Regions from separate parts of the Homo sapiens genome. Here region 2 is linked to region 1. The links are chromatin loops, found by intact Hi-C in ENCODE. Cell type or tissue: endothelial cell of umbilical vein. All regions are shown on one strand. Links, peaks and the distances in the headings refer to the core of each region. The heading gives the core; the rest is flanking DNA.

The links. Peaks named below come from ENCODE experiments on the same cell type or tissue, not always from the same donor. Only the 100,000 strongest peaks of a DNase experiment are listed, where the experiment ranks them.
Region 2: a loop joins it to region 1, with 2.8 times the contacts of the local background. A loop is called at or near these places in 3 of 110 quality-filtered maps.

The regions. Positions count from the first base shown.
Region 1 is chr3:132,539,156-132,548,917 of GRCh38, reverse strand. LOC124909436 (a long non-coding RNA gene) reads right to left here and starts at 2,779. Exons shown (of 2, transcript XR_007096094.1): 1 at 1-2,779. In endothelial cell of umbilical vein, for the core only: no CTCF peak of the experiment used is centred there; DNase peaks (open chromatin) are centred at 1,517 and 5,787; H3K27ac peaks cover 1,324 bases.
Region 2 is chr3:132,588,801-132,598,562 of GRCh38, reverse strand. The region is part of intron 13 of ACAD11 (acyl-CoA dehydrogenase family member 11); the gene reads left to right. ACKR4 (atypical chemokine receptor 4) reads right to left here and starts at 1,293. Exons shown (of 2, transcript NM_016557.4): 1 at 1,240-1,293. All of the region lies in intron 39 of NPHP3-ACAD11 (NPHP3-ACAD11 readthrough (NMD candidate)), which reads left to right. In endothelial cell of umbilical vein, for the core only: no CTCF peak of the experiment used is centred there; DNase peaks (open chromatin) are centred at 1,362, 3,352 and 4,482; H3K4me3 peaks cover 419 bases; H3K27ac peaks cover 2,348 bases.

The DNA of each region.
Region 1 (9,762 bases), core at 1,255-9,254:
TGGGTGCAGTGGCTCACACCTGTAATCCCAGCACTTTAGGAGGCTGAGGCAGGCAGATTGCTTGAGCCCAGGAGTTCAAGACCAGCCTGGACAACATGGTGAAACCCTATATCTACTAAAAATATAAAAAATTAGCCAGTTGTGGTGGCACATGCCTGTAGTCCCAGCTACTCAGGAGGCTGCAGTGGGAGGATCACCTGAGCCTGGGAAGTCAAGGCTGCAGTGAGCTGTGATCACGTCACTGCACTCCAGCCTAGGTGACAGGAGTGAGATCCTGTCTCAAAAAAAAAAAAAAAATCAAACTGGTAATCATTATTCTTTCCCAAGCTACCCTCTGGAAAATTGTTCATAATAAGGTTTTTGGCTTCAGGGGAAATGGTCCCGGAAGGGCTTACTTGCTGCATTTCATTCAGTTTAGACCATTGTAACTCCCATCTCTGTCCACAAAAAGGCCAAACGAACTTTCTGCTGTTAAGGAACTCAGCCATGACGTAAGGCTGGAGGGATGGCCTGCTCATCAGATGTGGATGGTCCCTGTGCGGAAAAGTAAGCTCCCCTTCCCCCAGAGGAGCAAATGAGCTCCTTTCACAGCCTGCTTACACATGTGGTCATGGCTGCTGGTTCTCAGGCTGATCAACATAAACCTGTTGACCTTGGCAGTCTACTTCCTCCATTGGTGTGACAGACTTTTTGTGGGTCCCTGCAGTTTGGTGGGTCCCAAGCTCTTGTCCAGTGTCCAAGAAGAATGAAGTTGCATGAACACTTGAAGGATGGTGAAGGCAGACAATTTTATTAAGAGAGATGGAAATGGCTCTCAGCAGAGAGGGGGAGCTGAAGAGGGGATGGGATGGGCAGGTAGTCTTCCCCTGAAATCCAGCATCTCTTCCCCAAAGTCTGGCCAGCTCTTCTCTGAAGTCAGGCTGTCTCTCTGATGTCAAGCTGCCTCACTGAAGTGAAGCCACCTCACTAAAATCAAGCCACCTCTCTCTCCTCTACCAACTGAGTCTGGGGTCTTTATAGGCACAGGATGGAGGTGAGGCAGGCCATAGGTAGTTTTGGAAAGGCAACATTCAATTGGTTAAAAAAAAATTGTTTCTGAATTTTTTTTTAACCAATTTAATGTTGCCTTTTTTTCTATTATATTTACCACACATTGTTTGCATTGCATGTACAAAAGCTGCTAATTTTTGTTTCGGTTTTACTGATTTTTAATTTCTCCTTAATTTTTTTTATAGTTTAGTTTTTATTTTTAATCAAAGATATATATTTCAGAGTTCAACCATCAAATTACTGTCCAAAGCTAGTTATGAAAATCATCAGTGGTTCTTCCTCTCACCATCCCAACATGCTAATTTCTCATTCCCATGAGCAACGACTTAAAAACATTTAGTATAGCTGGGCCCCTATAGCTCTGTCAGAGGCATCCCAACCAGAGTGACTCTATCTTGAATAAAGGCTGGATAAAGCAAGACCTGATGCATTATATTCCCAGGAAGTTAGGCACTCTTAATCACAAGATGTTTATGGTTGAGGAAACAAGTTAGTGGAAAAAGGCATTCTTAGTTTAAAAAATATGTTTTCCTCTAAAGATAATAGTACACTCATAAATTCTTGCCAAGATCAGAAGTTACACAAGAGAATAACCATACTAACAGCCTGTCACAAGCCTTTATAATAAACTGCACTATAGGCCTAATATTCCTATATAAGCAAGCATTCTTGTTTAAATCCATTTATACCTAATGTTCCATTATTGGAACGCTAAGCATGCGAGAGTTATTTATATCCTACTGCTCAAGGTCATCACCAAGGTCTGATTGCAAAAATTCAAAAAATTGCAACCTGAGGCATAAATGGGTTAAGGTAGGCGCATTCTTCGTCTTGCTTTCTGAGGACACCCTACTCTGTCACAGAGTAGTTTCTAATAAACTATTTTAACTTTACTATGTGACTGGCCCTGAATTCTTTCCCATGCGAGATCTGAGAACCCACTCTTGGGCCCTGGGACAAAACCCCTTTTCTGGTAACAGTCCCAGCTACTCTGGAGGCTGAGGTGGAAGAATTGCTTGAGCCTAGTCTGCATAACATAATGAGACCCCACCTCAAAATTAAATAAATAAACAAAACAATTTAAGCTAACTGATAAGCATGGAGATCTACTTCCATGTCTTGAAATAATACAGTTATAATACTCTCACCTCTCAATGGTTTATTTTACTTAAATCTTCAGTTAGAGGAAGAATATAGTGAACACCTGTATATCCTTATCTAGATTCACACTTGCTTTCTCTCTCCTGTTTCTGAACTGAGTTAGCTGCAGATAGTATGTCACCTAACAATAATGACACGAGAATTTGACCTTGATGAAACATTACTGTCATATGTAGTCTAGTCATCTATTGATTTCTCAGTTTAGAAGATGTGCTATGATTATTTTGTTGCCCAGCTATTCCAAACTCTTCTCCCAGATACATCAATTTCTTTTCTCTCAATATGTTCAAATACATATATTGCCTATCAATTTCATCTTCTTGAAGAATTTGTTCCCAGAGCCTCTAACCTGTTCAAGTCTGGATGGGTAGTTGTCTAAGTTAGCTGCAACCTGTTGTCTTAATTTGAAATGGCTTTTCAATATCATTTGAAGAATTCCACCATTCTTTTGAAGAAAACCAAAGTATTTCACCCCCAAATATACTTCTTTGACATACCCTGTAAAGTCTGTTTTTTTTTTTTTTTTTTCTTTTAGACCAATTCTTGCCTGTTGCCCAGGCTGGAGTAGAGTGGCATGATCATAGCTCAAACTGCAGCCTCAAACTGCAGGCTCAAGTGATCCTCCACCTCAGCTTCCCGAGTAGCTGGGACCACAGGTACACGTTAATAAATTTGTATGCTTTCTCTCCTATTCATCTGCCTTATGTCAGCTGATTTTCAGTGAACCTTCAGAGGGTGACAGGCAAGTTTACATCTTGGCCCCCACACTTTTTTGGGTACCCCCTGCTTTAGTACAGAACATCTTTCTGGAGCTTCTTACAAAAGAATTAATGGGAGGTAAATTTGAGACCTTGTCTTAATTCTGTCCCCTCAATCAGTAGTTTCACTGGATGTAGAACCCTGGGTTGAGATTTTTGAAGGCATCACTCCCTTGTTTTCTTTCAGTGTTATTGAGCAATCCAGTGCTATTCTTATTCTTGTTCCTTTCTAAGAAATGGTTCCCTCTTCTCCTGCCACACCCTGGAGGGTTATAGGATCTTTTTGTTTTCATATGGTAAAATTTCACAATTATGTGTATTTGTAAGGGTTGACTTTCATTTATTGGGCTGGCACTCGGTGGCGTTGGTGTTACTGGAAAGAGGTCCTGATCCAGACCCCAAGAGACGGTTCTTGGATCTCACACAAGAAATAATTCAGGATAAATCCATAAAGTGAAAGCTAGTTTATTAGAGAAGAAACAAAAGAATGGCTACTCCATAGACAGAGTAGCCCTGAGGGCTGCTGGTTGGCTATTTTTTTTTTTTTTTTTTTTTTGAGACGTAGTCTTGCTCTGTGGCCCAGGCTGGAGTGCAGTGGCATGATCTTGGCTCACTGCAACCTCTACCGCCCAGGTTCAAGTGATGCTCCTGCCTTAGCCTCCTGAGTAGCTGGGATTACAGGTGCACACCACCACGCCCAGCTACTTTTTGTTTGTATTTTTAGTAGAGACGGGGTTTTGCCATCTTGGCCAGGCTAGTCTTGAACTCCTGACCTTGTGATCCACCCACCTCTGCCTCCCAAAGTACTGGGATTACAGGAATGAGCCACCGTGCCTGGCCAGCTATTTTTATAGTTATTTCTTGATCATACGCTAAACAAGGGGTGGATTATTCGTGAGTTTTCCAGAAAATTCCCTTTTTAGACAATATAGGGTAACTTCTGGATGTTGCCATGGTATTTGTAAACTGTCATGGTGCTGGTGGGAATGATTTGCGATGCTAATATATTATAGTGTATAATGAGCAGTGAGGACCACCAGAGGTCACTTTCATTGCCATCTTGGTTTTGGTGGGTTTTGGCGGCTTCTTTACTACATCCTGTTTATTAGCAGGGTCTTTATGACCTGTATCTGTGATACCAGTCCTGTTGTCCTCCTGTCTTATCCTGTGCCTGAGAATGCCTAACCTCCCGGGGGTGCAGCCCAGCAGGTCTCAGCCTTATATTACCCAGCCCCTATTCAAGGTGGAGTCACTCTGGTTCAAACACCTCTGACATTGGGACTCATAAAACAAACCCCAGAATGAAGGTCTCAGAAGCAGCCTCAGAACCAGAAGTTTTTCTGACCTTCTCCTACCTTCCTGTCGCTCAGTTCCATTCTCTCCCAAGGCTAGCCACAGAAACTAGAATCTCTCTTCCCCAAGGTGGGTCAGAAACCAGAACCTCTTTTCCCCAAAGCCAGCCATAAAACCTAAAGTTATTACCCTTTCCCTCCACCTTTCTATGTAAAAACTGGCCACAAAGAAATGATCTGACTTACCTTGTTGGACTATAGCTCAGAGGACCCCTATTCCAGAGAAAGACCCGCCCCATACCCAGAAGGAAGGACTGCATGCTCGGATAGGCCAAGAAGAGTCTAAACAGACCTTGCTGGGTTTCCCCATGCAGTCCCTTAGCATTTGATCTTACCCTTTTGTCCAATCATAAACACAGCCAATCAAAGTATGGCTGTCAATATTTTGTTGAACCTAAGCATCAAAGTGAACAATTTCCCCAGGATCTTTGGGCTTTCATTCTGAAGGCTCCTGTGTATACTCATTAAATAAATTTGTATGCCTTTTCTCCAATTATTCTGCATTTTGCAAGTTGATTTTTCAGCAGACCTTTCAGAGGGTGAAGGAGAAGTTCCTTTGGCCTCTTCAGTGGCATAGTCTTCCTTACTGGGAAAGTGCTTGAATTTTTTATTTTGTTCTCAGCCCCTTTTCAAAACTAGTATTTCTTTTGGGATCTAAATTTTTTAGATAATGGGCTCCCTGAACTGGGTCTCTTTTGTCTACTTTTCCATCTTACTCTGCTTCTTCACAAGATTTCCTCAACTTTCTCTGTCAATGTCTTCTATTGTTTTTCTTCTATTTTTATTAAAAAATTTTTAAGACCTGATTTTCTGTGGAAAAAAATTTTTTTTCAAAGTGGCATCCTGTTTTGTAGATGCAATGCTTATCTCTGAGGGTATGGTTATACAGCTTTCTTTTCCAATGCTTTCTTCTTCCTAGTGTCCTCCAAAATTTCCTTTTTTTCTTCCTGTTTTGGCCTCTTTTCTGCTTCTACTGTCATACCTGGAGGCATACACCTGTCAGCATTCACACTAAGGGCTGCCTTCAAAGGCTCTCCACAATGCTCAGTTGCTTTAGGCAAGTCCCTGCCACTGGAAGGGTGTGCTATCATCCAGCTGTTGTATCAGTTGATAAAGTTTTCTGCTCCAAACTCTAGATTTGCTTACTCTGAATTCACCTTGATCATTTTAGGGCTGACAGGATTGTCCTCAGGTCAGCTCTTACCTTTAAAGCTGGGAAAAATGTTCCACTTCCTGCTTTGGAATGCTGGGAAACCTGATACATACATACGAAAGGCTATTTTGAGTTGTGTAAAATACTAAAATGTGAGATTGAGGTTTGAGCTTAAGTAAGTGAAATGACTTTCCTGAACTTATGCATAGCTAAATATTTGTAGAATTACTTCCATATGACCTTTCCTTTTGAAGACAAATGACTCATTCTTTCATTGACTCAAGCCACATCTTCGTAAACTTTTCCCTGAAGTAGAGACTGAGGGCATGAGGTTCCTCTTTTCCTGCTCACAGACATTGGTTAGGGGTCAGGGAATGAGGCCAATGTTCTTTGTAGACCTTAGGTTTTTTTTATCTACTGCCATTGGACAATAGCTGAAAACTCTTCATACATAACTGCATAACTTATAAACCATATTCCTTTTCAATGTTAAAAAATTTAAGCACGAACATTCTTATTTGTGTAAATAACAGAGTTTTCATGAACAGCTCTGGGTCTTTCTCTTCTCTTACAAAGTTATTTCCTTAAATTGGGGATTTGTAAAAATGATGGAAATGTACAGATCTTCTTTCATAAGCTTGATGGCAAAACAAACGTTTTAAACTGGCCACCCTATTTCCTGTATTCTTGGGGCCCTGGAACCCACAGTAACCTCACCCACCTTTTACTCCTTAAGTTTAGAAATTAGTGGTCAATAATCCAGATGTGAAGTTCTTTGCTTTAAATGCTAAATAACATATTAAACAACACATGTAGTAACAACTAGTAATGGGAAAGCATTGATGACAGGAGAAATGCCTGAAGTTTCCACTACAATAGAGGAGTTAAATAATTTATTTCACAAAAAATCATCTATGGGAAACAATAATTCTGGGAAGTGATCTAGTTCTGAGGTTTTTAACTGGGGCGAGAATGGGACTGAGTTTTCGGATATTTTTAAAATATGCGCTTTTGGGCATTTTTGCATAAAGGTTTTACACGTATTTCAACAGATTCTTAACATCTTACCAAAGTAAGATTTCCTGACCAGATCAGGCATTTTATAGATGAAATTAACGCCCAATGTCAGAAACCTAAGCAGGGCAGAATCTGCCTGACAAGCCAGTGTTCTTCCTTGACACAGCATCACCAAGCCCAGCTCCTCATTCCTAGACGCTCCTGTCTACAAGGTTGACACCCTATTAGGTGTTTACATCTATTATTCCTGATCTCCCGAACATCCCCACAAAGGAGACATTAATGACCCCCACTTATTGGTGACAGCTCCAAGGTCACTTGGTGGAGGCCAGAACCACAGCCCAGGTGGCCCCAACTCGGTCCATACCAGCTCCAAGATACCTTACTTCCATTCTCCTGCCCTAATTTAAACAGACTGGGTGACACAAGTTAATGAGTTAAACACTGAATTCAACCAAAATCCACACAAACATTTGGGGTTAATATGAGGATGGAATCAATATCTTGGGCATCCAGCAGTGATTCTGATTTAGAATCAACACCTTGGGCATCCAGGCGTGATTTCTGATATAACTTGGATACTCAAAACTTAACATGTACTCAAAAACAAACAAACAAAAAACTGGAAACACTCCCAGGAGCCAGGCAGTCACCTAGTTCTAACTTAGTGGGCATTCCAAGTTTTGGTGTGTGCTGTGGGCCAGCCTTAGGGGTCTGCCTCCCCAGCTTCAGGACAGGCTGTCAGTTGTTTCTGAAGGTGCTTGAGCTGAATTTATACCAAGTCCCATCAAGGCTGAGGTGGCTCTGGCTCTAACCAGCCCTTTGTCCTACCAATCTATGAGCAAACTCTCTTCTTGCTACTGGTGCTCCAGCGAACACTATGTATTAGTCTGCTTGGACTGTCATAACAAAATACCATAGACTGGTGGCTTAAACAACAAATTTATTTCTCACAGTTCTGGAGGCTGGGAAGTTTAAGATCAATGTGCCAGCAAGTTAGCTTTCATTCTGAGGCCTCTTCTCTTGGCTTGTACGTGGCTCCCAGTGTGCTTACGTGACCTCTTGGTGCAGAATGTCAGGTGTTGGGAAAGGAGGTAGTGGGGGAATTTGGGGGTACAGGTAGGCTCTCTGGTGTCTAAGGTATTATCCCCATTATGAGGGCACTACCTTCATGACCTCATCTAACACTAATTAATTACCTCCCTGAGGCCCCATCTCCAAATACCACTGGGGGTTAGGGTCTCACCCTATGAATTTTGGGGGAAGATACAACCATTTAGTCCCTAATGACTAACTTCCCCGAAGTCCTTGTCCTCCCCTCTCCCATCACAAAAGTGGCATGAGCACACATGTGACCATGCAACTACATATTGCAAAAGGAGTTCAGTCTTTTAAAAGAATACCTAATTAATAACTCATTGGACAGAAAGCACATACATCCAATTCCTCATAACCACTGGTTTTTATCTTATTGCAAGGGGAATGAATTTGATTTTTTTGGCCTTATAACACCCCTATTTAATTCTCATAACACCCCTTTGAGGAATGGGCTCAGAATGAACCTTATAGATAAGGAAACAAAGAAGTCTGCCTTCCTTGGTCACACTGCTACTGGCCAGTAAAAGGAGGGCCATGCCTTCCCAAAAACTCAAGGAGGCGGTGAAATTCCTAGTCAGAGTAGGTTGCAAGAAAGTTTATCTGCAACTTTTTTTTCACAGTGCTCTTCTCAAAATCCTAATAAAGCTTATTTACACGATATTCATCATATAATGAACAATTTAAGCATGAGAAGGATCACAGAAGTTCTAGACTGAAAGGGATTCTTGAGCTGAGCATCTGGTGATGATCCTCAGTGGACGGACGAGGGTCCGGCATGGTCTCTTGCCCATTTCCAGTGTTCTGCCTCTGCACTGCTCCTTAGATGGACTGTGGGTTACTAGAGTGTATCTCTGAGTTTTGCTACCTCTAAACAGCCCCTCTCCCAACAAACGCACCAAAGTGATCATTCCACACTGCTGTTTATTTTAAAATACAGATCTCATTCCTGAATCACTATTAGGTTTGATGTTAATGCGTCAGCTTGGCACTTAGGACACCGTCCAGCTGGCTCCTCCCTGGGTCTCAGGCTGGGTTCTCTCTGGACCCTTATCCCCCAGCCATACCAGACAACCCCCACCCCTCCAGGTGTCCTATATATACTTTCCTGTTACCCTGCTCAAGCTGTCTTTTATAACTCAGGACTGAGGCAAACGACTTCATGCTTAAATCTCAGATAAAGCCTCCACCCTCAAAGATCAAAACTCAGCTTTCCCCATCACAGACACTTGCCTGACATTGCTGTTGTCTTCATATTATGGCTCAGAATACAGACCTCAGTGTCACATAAGAGTTTTGATTTCTTACTCTGTTACTTACTAGTTGTGTGACTTTTAGTAAGCTGCTTTACTTATCTGAACCTCATGTTCTTCACCTGGAAGATGGGAATTATATCAGTACCAGGCCAACAGGTTTGCTCTGAGGATTAACTGGCCCACAGGTTCGTTCTGAGGATTAAATGAGATTATGCAATACTTAGCAGACAGTAAATATTCAATAAAGGTTAAGTATTGTTGGCATCTAAACATCAATGATCGTAGACTAATTTAACGGGCCTTTAACTATTGTATTCACAATACTTATATTCTTAGTATTTAAAAGAAAACATTGCTATGTTGATTTATGCTCTCCTAAATACCTAATCCCAATTTAGCTGTTATAATTTTTTAGTGAACACATTTTTATACCCAACTATTGTCTAGAAACTAAAACCCTAGTTACATATTAAAATACTTCCATTAACATATTACTCTATAATCTGTTAGAGATGATAAACTTGATGCAGAAGTTTGAATTAGTGATTTGGAATAGGAGTAAGTTTCCATTTTGGCTGTTCTTACACATCAACTGTGGAATAAACTTGGTTCTTGCTTTGAAAGGAAACTTGGAAGTGTGGGTATTTCCCCATTCTTTAAGAACTGTTTGTTTATATTCTCCATGTTTATATTTTCTTGTAGTTTGTGGTCACACTAGAAAATCTATGTGCTGAGATTTGTTACTTGAAAAATCTTCTGGCTATTTAATTTTCTCTTCTTAAAAATAGTAGAATTAATGTCACATATTATTAACAGCCTGACCCATTCCTGAATGTTGTATGAAAAATAAATGAGATGCTGTGTCTGGAAACTTAGATGTGGCTGAAATATTAAAGTTAGGAATGATTAGATTATGTTAA
Region 2 (9,762 bases), core at 1,034-9,033, 50 kb before region 1:
GAACTGATCCATTCTGTGGAAAGGATGCGTTTCCCATACTACCTTGTTCCTCTAGGTTTTAAGTTCCTCAAAGCATGACCTATTTGATTTGTGTTTGTAAATAAAATCTTGTTAATGTGCCTGGCACAAAGTAGCTTCTCAGTAAATATTTGTCAAATTAAAGCTTTTGCCAACAGGTATAAAGCTGTTACTCTAGAATGGATAGATAGTATGCCAGAAATCTTCTATGTCAACATTGTTATTGCACTATGTTGGCTACTAGCACCCCGTAGTATTAAGATAAGCTTGCACAGAATTCGTAAGTTTTGGAATGTATAAAATAATGACTTTCAGTGTTTTTATTATAGTGCTGAATTTTGTTTTCCTTTTTCTTATCCTTTCTATTTTCCTTGGGTTCTTTTTGTCCTCTGAAGTATCTCAAATATTCTTATAGAATCAATAATGAAAATATTATTTTTAAAACAGTGTGCCAACTTATAGTACATTTTCAAAAGAAATGTTCTTATGTTTGCTAACTTTTTTTGAATGAATATAGCAAAGAAAAGAAGGCTCTGAAGAAAGACACCACATAGAAGAATTGCTTTCATTATGTAAAAACCGGGTGCCAACTTTTTTAAATGACTCTTTTTATCATTAAAGTTACTTAAAAAGTTCCAATCTGGAAGACTACTCTGGTCTTCATGTTCTTATGCATTAATTATTAACACAGTATGAACCTTGTTCTTCCTTTCTCTTTCATCAGAAAATCTTGAACCTGATGATAAGAAATAATATGGCCAAATATTATAATATATTAAGGAAGGGAATTTTTAAGTAAGAATTAATCTTACTAAAAATGTGAGTAAAAAAGAGTAGAAATGGAATTATTTGCAGAAATGATCCTTCCGGCAGATATATAGACACGCTTTTAAGTGTCTTTATAATTACCATGAGAATAAAAAAAAAATCAGTACTTGTAAAAGAAAGTGAAAAAAAGTGGTATAATAAAACCTATTTTCTCCTTAACAAAGTTTTACCGACAAGTAATGGCATTTAAAATCGTATTTTCTTCTTGCTATATTAAGATTTTCATTTAAGGTTAAACTGTACAGCTATTTTCAAGTAACCCTTTTTTTTTTTTTTACAAGTAAGCATTTAAACTTTTATGCATCAAGACTCCATCTATATAAGTAAATATACAAGATCTTTGGGCTTAAAAAAATATTCAAGTCAGAATAAGAAAAGAAATAAAGTACCAACCTGTTGTAGTCGGCAGAGAGGAGCAGTCTTGAGTACAGAGTATAAAATCAAATGACCTAACTCCAGCTACTTTTGTTTTCACTTTACACCCCGCCTTTATCTTGTATCCAAGAAGGCTTTCCTGAAATTTAACCTTGTGAGCACTTGATATTTTATTTCCTGTAAAACCATCTGTGAAGTTAAATTCAACTTCTTAAGTGGTTTAGGTTACAAATTTGAGAAAATCCATCTTTTTTCAAAAACTATAGACCTTTCATAGTTTCCACTTAGTCAAAGGGGACAAGAAAGTGCCTGCAGCTGAGCTACTGACTGCTGAACCAGAAGGAGAATCCACCTGAGGGCATCTAGGCAGCACTTGTAGGTAGCATCTAGAGAAATACTCTCTAAAGTTATTTTGCCTAAGGAAGAAAGCAAATATGATTTTAACCAAGGAAAATATCTTTTTGAAGACTAAATTATCAAAGATTAAATTATAAGTAATCATTAGGTATTTGCAATAGAATTTAACATTTTTATGCCACATCATTTAATATTTATTTAAACTACTAGAGTCTTCCTGGCTTCACTGTACTTTCTCTATCCTTGTCCCAGAGTATTTTCCCATGGCTTTAAACTCTCTTGCTTTCTTGTTACCTTTTTTCCCAAAGCTAGAATATGAACCTTCAAAATCCTTCAGTCTGGGAGGCTGTTTATTTTTTCCACATTTCCACACAAGTAAGTTAGAGAAAGAAGAGAAATTTATGCTGATTTGGCCCTCATGGTCTATTTGAACTTGGCTTTCCTCAAATTTGCATGGCAGTTATCTATTTTTTCATGCAAGGCCAGGCTCAGTCTCCACCTGCAGAAATTATTTCAGACCCATGCCATTTTTTCTATTTTTCTCTTTTTTAAAAAAAAACTTTTAAGTTCAGGGGTACACATGCAAGTTTGTTACACAGGTAAACATGTATCATGGGGGTTTGTTGTGCAGATTATTTTATCACCCAGGTATTGAGCCTAGTACCCATTAGTTATTTTTCCTGATCCTCTTTCTCTACCACCCTCTACCCTTTGATAGGCCCCAGTGTGTTTCCCTCCATGTGTCCATGTGTTCTCATCTTAGCTCCCACTTATAAGTGAGAACATGCAGTATTTAGCTTTCTGTCCCTTTGTTAGTTTGCTAAGGATAATGGTCTCCAGCTCCATCCACGTGCCTGCAAAGAACATGATCTCATTCTTTTTTATGGCTACATAGTATTCCATGCTGTATATGTACCACATTTTCTTTGTCCAGTCTATCATTGATGGGCAAATATTTAGGTTGATTCCATGTCTTTGCTATTGTGCATAGTGCTGCAATGGACATATGCATGCATGTGTCTTTATAATAGAATAATTTATATTCCTTTGGGTATATACCCAGTAATGGAATTGTTGGCTCGAATGATATTTCTGTCTTTAGGTCTTTGAGGAATTGCCACACTGTTTTCTACACTCCCACCAACAGTTTGTAAGTGCTCCTTTTTCTTCACAACCTCACCAGCAGCTGTAATTTTTTGAGTTTTTAATAATAGCCATTTTGACTGGTGTGAGATGGTATCTCATTGTGATTTTGATTTGCATTTCTCTAATGATCAGTGATGTTTAGCTTTTTTTCATATGATTGTTGGCGGTATGTATGTCTTCTTTTGAGAACTGTCTGTTCACATCCTTTGCCCACTTTTTAATAGGGTTGTTTTTAATTGTAAATTTAAATTTCTTATAGATGCTGGATATTAGACCTTTGTCAGATGCATAGTTTGCAAAGATTTTCTCCCATTCTGTAAGTTGTCTCTTTACTCTGTTGATAGTTTCTTTTGCTGTGCAGAAGCTCTTCAGTTTAATTAGGTCCCATTTGTCAATTTTTGCTTCTATTGCAATTGCTTCATCATGAACTCTCATAGTAGTCTACAAGATCCCACAAGGTCTGCCTCCATCCCTCATTGTCTCTCTGACCTCATTTCACACTACTCACCCCTTTGCCTACTTGTTCTGCCATACCCAGCTTCTTGCTGTTTGAGAGCATACCAGTCACAATCCTATCAGGGCTTTTGTGCTGGCTCTTCTGTCTGCTGGAATGTGCTCTGTCTTAGTAATTGCAAAGCTCACTTCCTCTTCTCTTTCAAGTCTTTGCCCAATCACCACCAGCTCACTGAGGCAATTCTTCACTACTCTACTTAAAATAACCCTCATCCATCTGGACTCCCAGTCCACCAGACCCATAGCACTTAACATGTTCTAATGCACCATATCATTTATGCTGTGATTGCTGTAATTTGTCTTTCACCCTGTATTAGAACATAAGCTTCATCAGAACAGGGACTTTTGTTTGCTTTGTTCATTGATATATCCCGAGTACCAAGAATAATACCTGACACATAATGACTACTCAAAAATATTTTGAATTAATAAAAACATTCTACTGTCCATTTTGATTATTATCTAACAACTGGTCTGCAACTGCAGCCTCCATAATTATCAGATAATAATCTCTTTGATCTTTCTATATGATACACAATACTGACTTTTAGGCATTTGCAAGTACTATTATTCCTGTCTAGAGCACTCTTCCCACCCTATTTTAGTTCCCTAACTCCTATTTACAATTCAGATTTAGGTCTGACCTTAACATTAATCCAGGAAGCCTTCCATAACTCTTTCAGATTAGATCAGATATACCAGTCTTTTCACTGTATTGTTGGTACTTATTTAAATTTTCTATCTTCCATAGCTATCTTATACCCTGCTGTATCCTCAGCATTTGGCTTGGTACCTTACTCATGGTACCAGCTTAATGAATAATGATTAAATTCATGAATCAATCAACTGATATTTAAGTAACTTATCCTCCACAGACATAAAGTTTAGCAATGGAGCTGGAGTTCTAAATTCAGATCTTTAGTCTATTTTATCATCTTATCTCTTATATCTCTTTATTTTATGATGCCATCTATTATAGAATCTTGATACTCTTTTATAGATTCAAAAGTATCTATCCCTTTCCTTTATTTACCCCACCCCCAACAACCATAAGCTTTTTTGTAAATGGGATTCCTTTATTGCAAATCGGTTGTAATGCTATAATCTTTACATCTTTTGAATTTACACATTGTTTTTGCTAATTCAGACACATACAAAGCCCTTGAGGCATAGGGGATCTCAGGATTGAGCAGCTTCCTCTGGTAGCGTGTGTATGAATGCTGTGTATAAATCATAGTGTATGAATCATGGTGAAACTAGCTGACTGGCTGGCCTTTTCCTGTATTTTCCCTTTTCTCCTGATAGAACTAGGAGAGACAGTGGTAATAGGGAAATTTGACAAAATACGTGAAATAATCATGTAGCTTAGAGGGTAGGCAGAAGCATCACTCACCTTAGGCAACTTTTCAAAGTACTTACTTGATGCTTCTTTAGCTCTCTTCTACTTCTCATATTCCTTAGAACTGACTATGATTCCATTTTGCTGCTTACCATAAATTGGCTCCTACTCTTAACCTCCCTAACATAGCAATGTCCCTTGTTCTTGAAGAATCTCTCTCCCCACACCCTCTTCTCATCCCTCCTCTTGTACTGTCATTTTGCTATGTTGCCCAGCCTGGCCTCCAACTCCTAGACTCAAACAATCCACCCATCCTGGCCAACAAAAGTGCTGGGATGAATCTGTAATTTTGATGAATATTGCCAAATTGTATTCCATAGGGATGGTATTACTTTGTTCTCTACCAATAATGTATAGAAATGTCTGTTTTTCTAAAATATTGTCAATAGAATGTGTTGTTTTACTACCACTTTGCTTTCTAAATGACTTGTAACAAATTCAGCACCCCTTACCTACCCTTGCCAGGCATGTGTGGAATACTGGATAATAAACTGCTTTTGAATGTTTTCATTATTGCTGTACTCCACGTTTATTTGATTAGTGGTAAAGTTAAGCAATTTTAAAAATCTCTTTTATTATTCTTATTTCCTCTTTTTGCAATTGTGTTCTTTGCCCATCTGTATACTGATTTTTAGGTGTTCTTTATAATTTAGGGAGCTAAGTATTGCATACATTTTGTCATAAATGTTGAAACATTCCCCCCCAATTTTTTTTTGCTTTTAAATTTTATTTTCTAATGTACAGCAGTTTTATATAGACAAACCAATTGATCTTTGTCTGATTTTGATTTCATTTATCATTTTTAAGTTTTAAAATCCTTTCTCACCCAGAGATTTAATAAATATTATATTATTTTTCTTCTAGTTTTTTTATGTCTTGGTTTTTTTTAATTTTCAACTCTGCTCTATTTGGGATTTATTTTGATCTAACCATTTTCTATAGTAACAACAGTAATAGCAGCAGCTTGTAACATTATTACTTAATTCTTATTATTTAGATGTAAACCTAGAGATGGATTCAGTGAATTTTGAAGATTTCCCTGTTAAAAATAACACACACTCTAAGAGAACACATGGGATTTTTTTTCTTTAACTGTGGGATTGTACAATGAACATCTTTTTTCATATAAGGGAAATTTTATTGTAAAATAGTACTTACTCCAATTTGAATTGTTAGTATTAAAGCTAAAACCAAATGAAGTTCAGGTGTTCTACCTCAGAAATTCTATGTTGGTAGAAGAAACGGCCTTGAGAATTTGTGGATGGCTATCTATGCTTCATAGTATGTAATTGTTTACATCACTTTCTTAATTGTTACAAACCACACTATACTCAAAGGTCATGTTTTTTTATCCACCTATCATCTCTCCTTTTGTTAGAAAATGATTTTGTGGGTAAAAGCCTAAGAAATTAAAAATCATCAACTAACATCAGGGAGATGTAATTTTTAGCCTGACTTAATCCTGGCACTTGAACAGCCTTGAAATACCACAGTGTCTGGATTAAAAACAAAATTACTTTATCTAAGCCATCTGTTTTCATTCATGAAGGCCTGTGACACAGCATATATGTTTAAATGTTCTCTGTTCTATTCAGATTTCCTCTAATATATTTTATTTATGACATTGGGTATCTTGTTCATTAACTAAAATGACACAAACAAGCAAAACTCTCTATAAAAGAAGGTTGTTTCAACTGCTGCACTTGCCAAATTCTGCTTGTAGCTAAGGGGAGATGATATCTTTGGGAAGGGTTTTTCTCATTTTTCTGAAACATCATTGTTAAATACAAATATTTCAAATTCTACAAACTATGTATTCACCCTTACTTCCTCTACTTCATGATGACAACAGACATCCAACTTAAAAATTGTATTTTTTAGAATATTAATTGTTCTCCATATAAGATTGAGGAAGACAGAATCAAAGAATTATTTGCCTTACTTCTTGAGTTTCTTCAAAATTTACCTGGTATCGGAAATCTATTGGGCATTTATATAAGGCTGTGGCAACATTTTTGTTTCTTTGCTTTGTTTGGAGACAAAATCTCACTCTATTGCCTAGGCTAGAATGCAGTGGCATGATCACGGCTCACTGCAACCTTGACTTCCCGGGGCTCAAGCAGTCCTGCCATCTCAACATCCCGAGTAGCTGGGACTACAGATGTGCTGCACCGTGCTTGGTGAATTTTTAAATTTTTTTGTATAGACGAGGTGTCGCTAGGTTGCCCGGGCTGGTTTCAAACTCTTGAGCTCAAGCGATCCTGCCACTTCAGCCTCCCAAAATTCTGGGATTACAGATATGAGTCATCATGCCCGGCCAACATTTTTAAATGATAGAAAGAATGAGGTAAGAAGTAATATTGGGAAATATTAGATACAAAATTATATATTCTGAATATTCGAAAAAGAGGGCTTTAGACCAGGGTTCAAAGGAATTAGAAGATTTTACTTCAGCTCACTGATGCTGGATAGCTAGCATCAGTGAAACCTTGAAAGATTTACCCAGATGTTCTTGATTGCCAGAATGGAAAGTAGAGAAAGAAAAATATCTCTGAAAATGGGCACATAGACCAATGGAACAGAATAGAGCCCAGAAATAAGGCTGCTCACCTATGACCATCTGATCTTTGACAAGGCTGACAAAAACAAGCAGTGGGGAAAAGACTCCCTATTCTATAGATAGTGCTGGGATAACTGGCTAGCCATATGCAGAAGATTGAAGCTGGACCCGTACCTTACACCATATACAAAAGTTAATTCAAAATGAATTAGAGACTTAAATGTAAAACCCAAAACTATAAAAACCCTGGAAGATGACCTAGGCAATACTGTCCTAGACATAGGGGTGGGCAAAGGGTACATGACAAAGACACCAAAGGCAATCACAGCAAAAGCAAAAATTGACAAGTGAGATCTAATTAAACTTAAGAGCTTCTGCATAGCAAAAGAAACTATCAGCAGAGTGAGCAGACAACCTACAGAATGGAAGAAAATATTTGCAAACTATGTATCTGACAAAGGTCCAATATCCAGCATCTATAAGGAACTTGAACAAATTTACAAGAGAAAAACAATCTCATTAAAAAGTGGGCGAATGACATGAACAGAAACTTTTCAAAGGAAGATATATATGCAGCCAACAAAATATGAAAGAAACCTCAATATCACTGATCATTAGAGAAATGCAAATCAAAATCACAATGAGATACCATCTCACGCCAGTCAGGATGGCTATTATTAAAAAGTCAAAAAATAACAGATGCGGGTGAGGTTGTAGAAAAAAAGGAACACTTAATACACTGTTGGTGGGAGTGTGAATTAGTTCAACCATTGTGGAAAGCAGTATGGAGATTCCCCAGAGAGCTAAATACAGAACTACTGGCCGGGCACGGTGGATCATGCCTGTAATCCCAGCACTTTGGGGGGCTAAGGCGGGAGGATCACTTGAGGCGAGGAGTTTGAGACCAGCCTGGCCAACATGGCAAAACCCCAAAATACAAAAATTAGCCAAGCATGGTGGCCATGCCTGTAATCCCAGCTACTCAGGAGGCCAAGGCACGAGAATCACTTGAACCTGGGAGCAGGGAGATTGCAGTGAGCTGAGATCGCGCCACTCTACTCCAGCCTTGGCAACAGAGTGAGACTGTCTCAAAAAAATCCAAAAACAAAAACAAAAAACCCAGAACTACCATTCAACCCAGCAATCCCATTACTGGGTATATACCCAAAGGAACAGAAATTATTCTACCATAAAGACATATGCATGTGAATGTTCATTGCAGCACTACTCACAATGGAATCAACCTAAATGCCCATCAATGACAGATTGGATAAAGAATATGTGGTACATATACACCATGGAATACTATGCAGTCATTAAAAAGAATGAGATCATGTCTTTTGCAGGAACATGGATGGAGCTGGAGGCTATTATCCTTAGCAAATTAGCACAAGAACAAATACCGCATGTTCTCACTTATAAGTGGGAACTAAATGATGAGAACTTACGAACGCAAACAAGGAAACAACAGACACAGAGGTCTGCTTGAGGGTGGAGGGTGGGAGGAGGGAAAGGAGCAGAAAAGATAACAATTGGGTACTGGGCTTAATACCTGGGTGGTGAAATAATCTGTGCAACAAACCCTAATGACACAAGTTCACCTATGTAACAAACCTTCACATTTACCCCCCAAACCTAAAATAAAAGTTTGCTTTTTTTAAAGAAAATATTTCTAATGAAAATGAACCTCAAATCATGTTGTTATGTCCTAATCTGATTTTCAGAAGTATGCCCACCATGGAGTATGCCCACACAATGCATTATGTGGGGCAAGTAGCGTTGATCCTTCAGCCTGTAGGCATCTAGAGAGGCACTGGCCAAGGCTTCCTACAACTAAAACCTCAAAGATAGTCCCAAGTAGAAAAATATCCAGTTGAAAAATTAGAAGTGAACGCTCTGTAAATGATTCTTCCTCTATAATTTCTAACTAAGAATCAAAGCATGATTGCATATTATTGCATAGCCAGGGATAAAAGATTACCCCAACTGAGCATTTCCAGATAAGTCATTTAGGTAAGATCCACAATGAAAGGTAAGTATTGTCATCTGCCATTAAATCATCCTAATGTTCTTTGGGTTGGTCCTCAGATTAGTGGAATTTTGTCATAGTCCATTCAGGCCACTATTACACAACACCATTAATTAGGTAACTTCTAAACAACAAAAATGTATTTCTCATGGTTCTAGAGGCTGAAAAGTCTAAGAACAAGGCACCAATAGAGTTGGTGCCTGGTGAGGGCCTGCATTCTGGTTCATAGATGGCACCTTCTTGTTCTGTCCTCATATAGTGAAAAAGGTGACCAAGCTCTCTCAGGCCTCTTTGATAAATACACTAATTGCATTTTAATCACTTAATCACCGCCTTTCGGACCAAAGGCTTCATCTCCACATAAAATCAGCTTGGGGGTTAGGATTCCAAAACATGACTTCTAGGGGGTGACATATACATTCAGACCATAGCAGTTTCTTTACCTGTTAGCATCTATAAAATCAAAAGGACATATTTCTGTAAATATAAACAATGATAAACAATTTGAAAATTTAGACGTTTGGATAAATTAGGAAA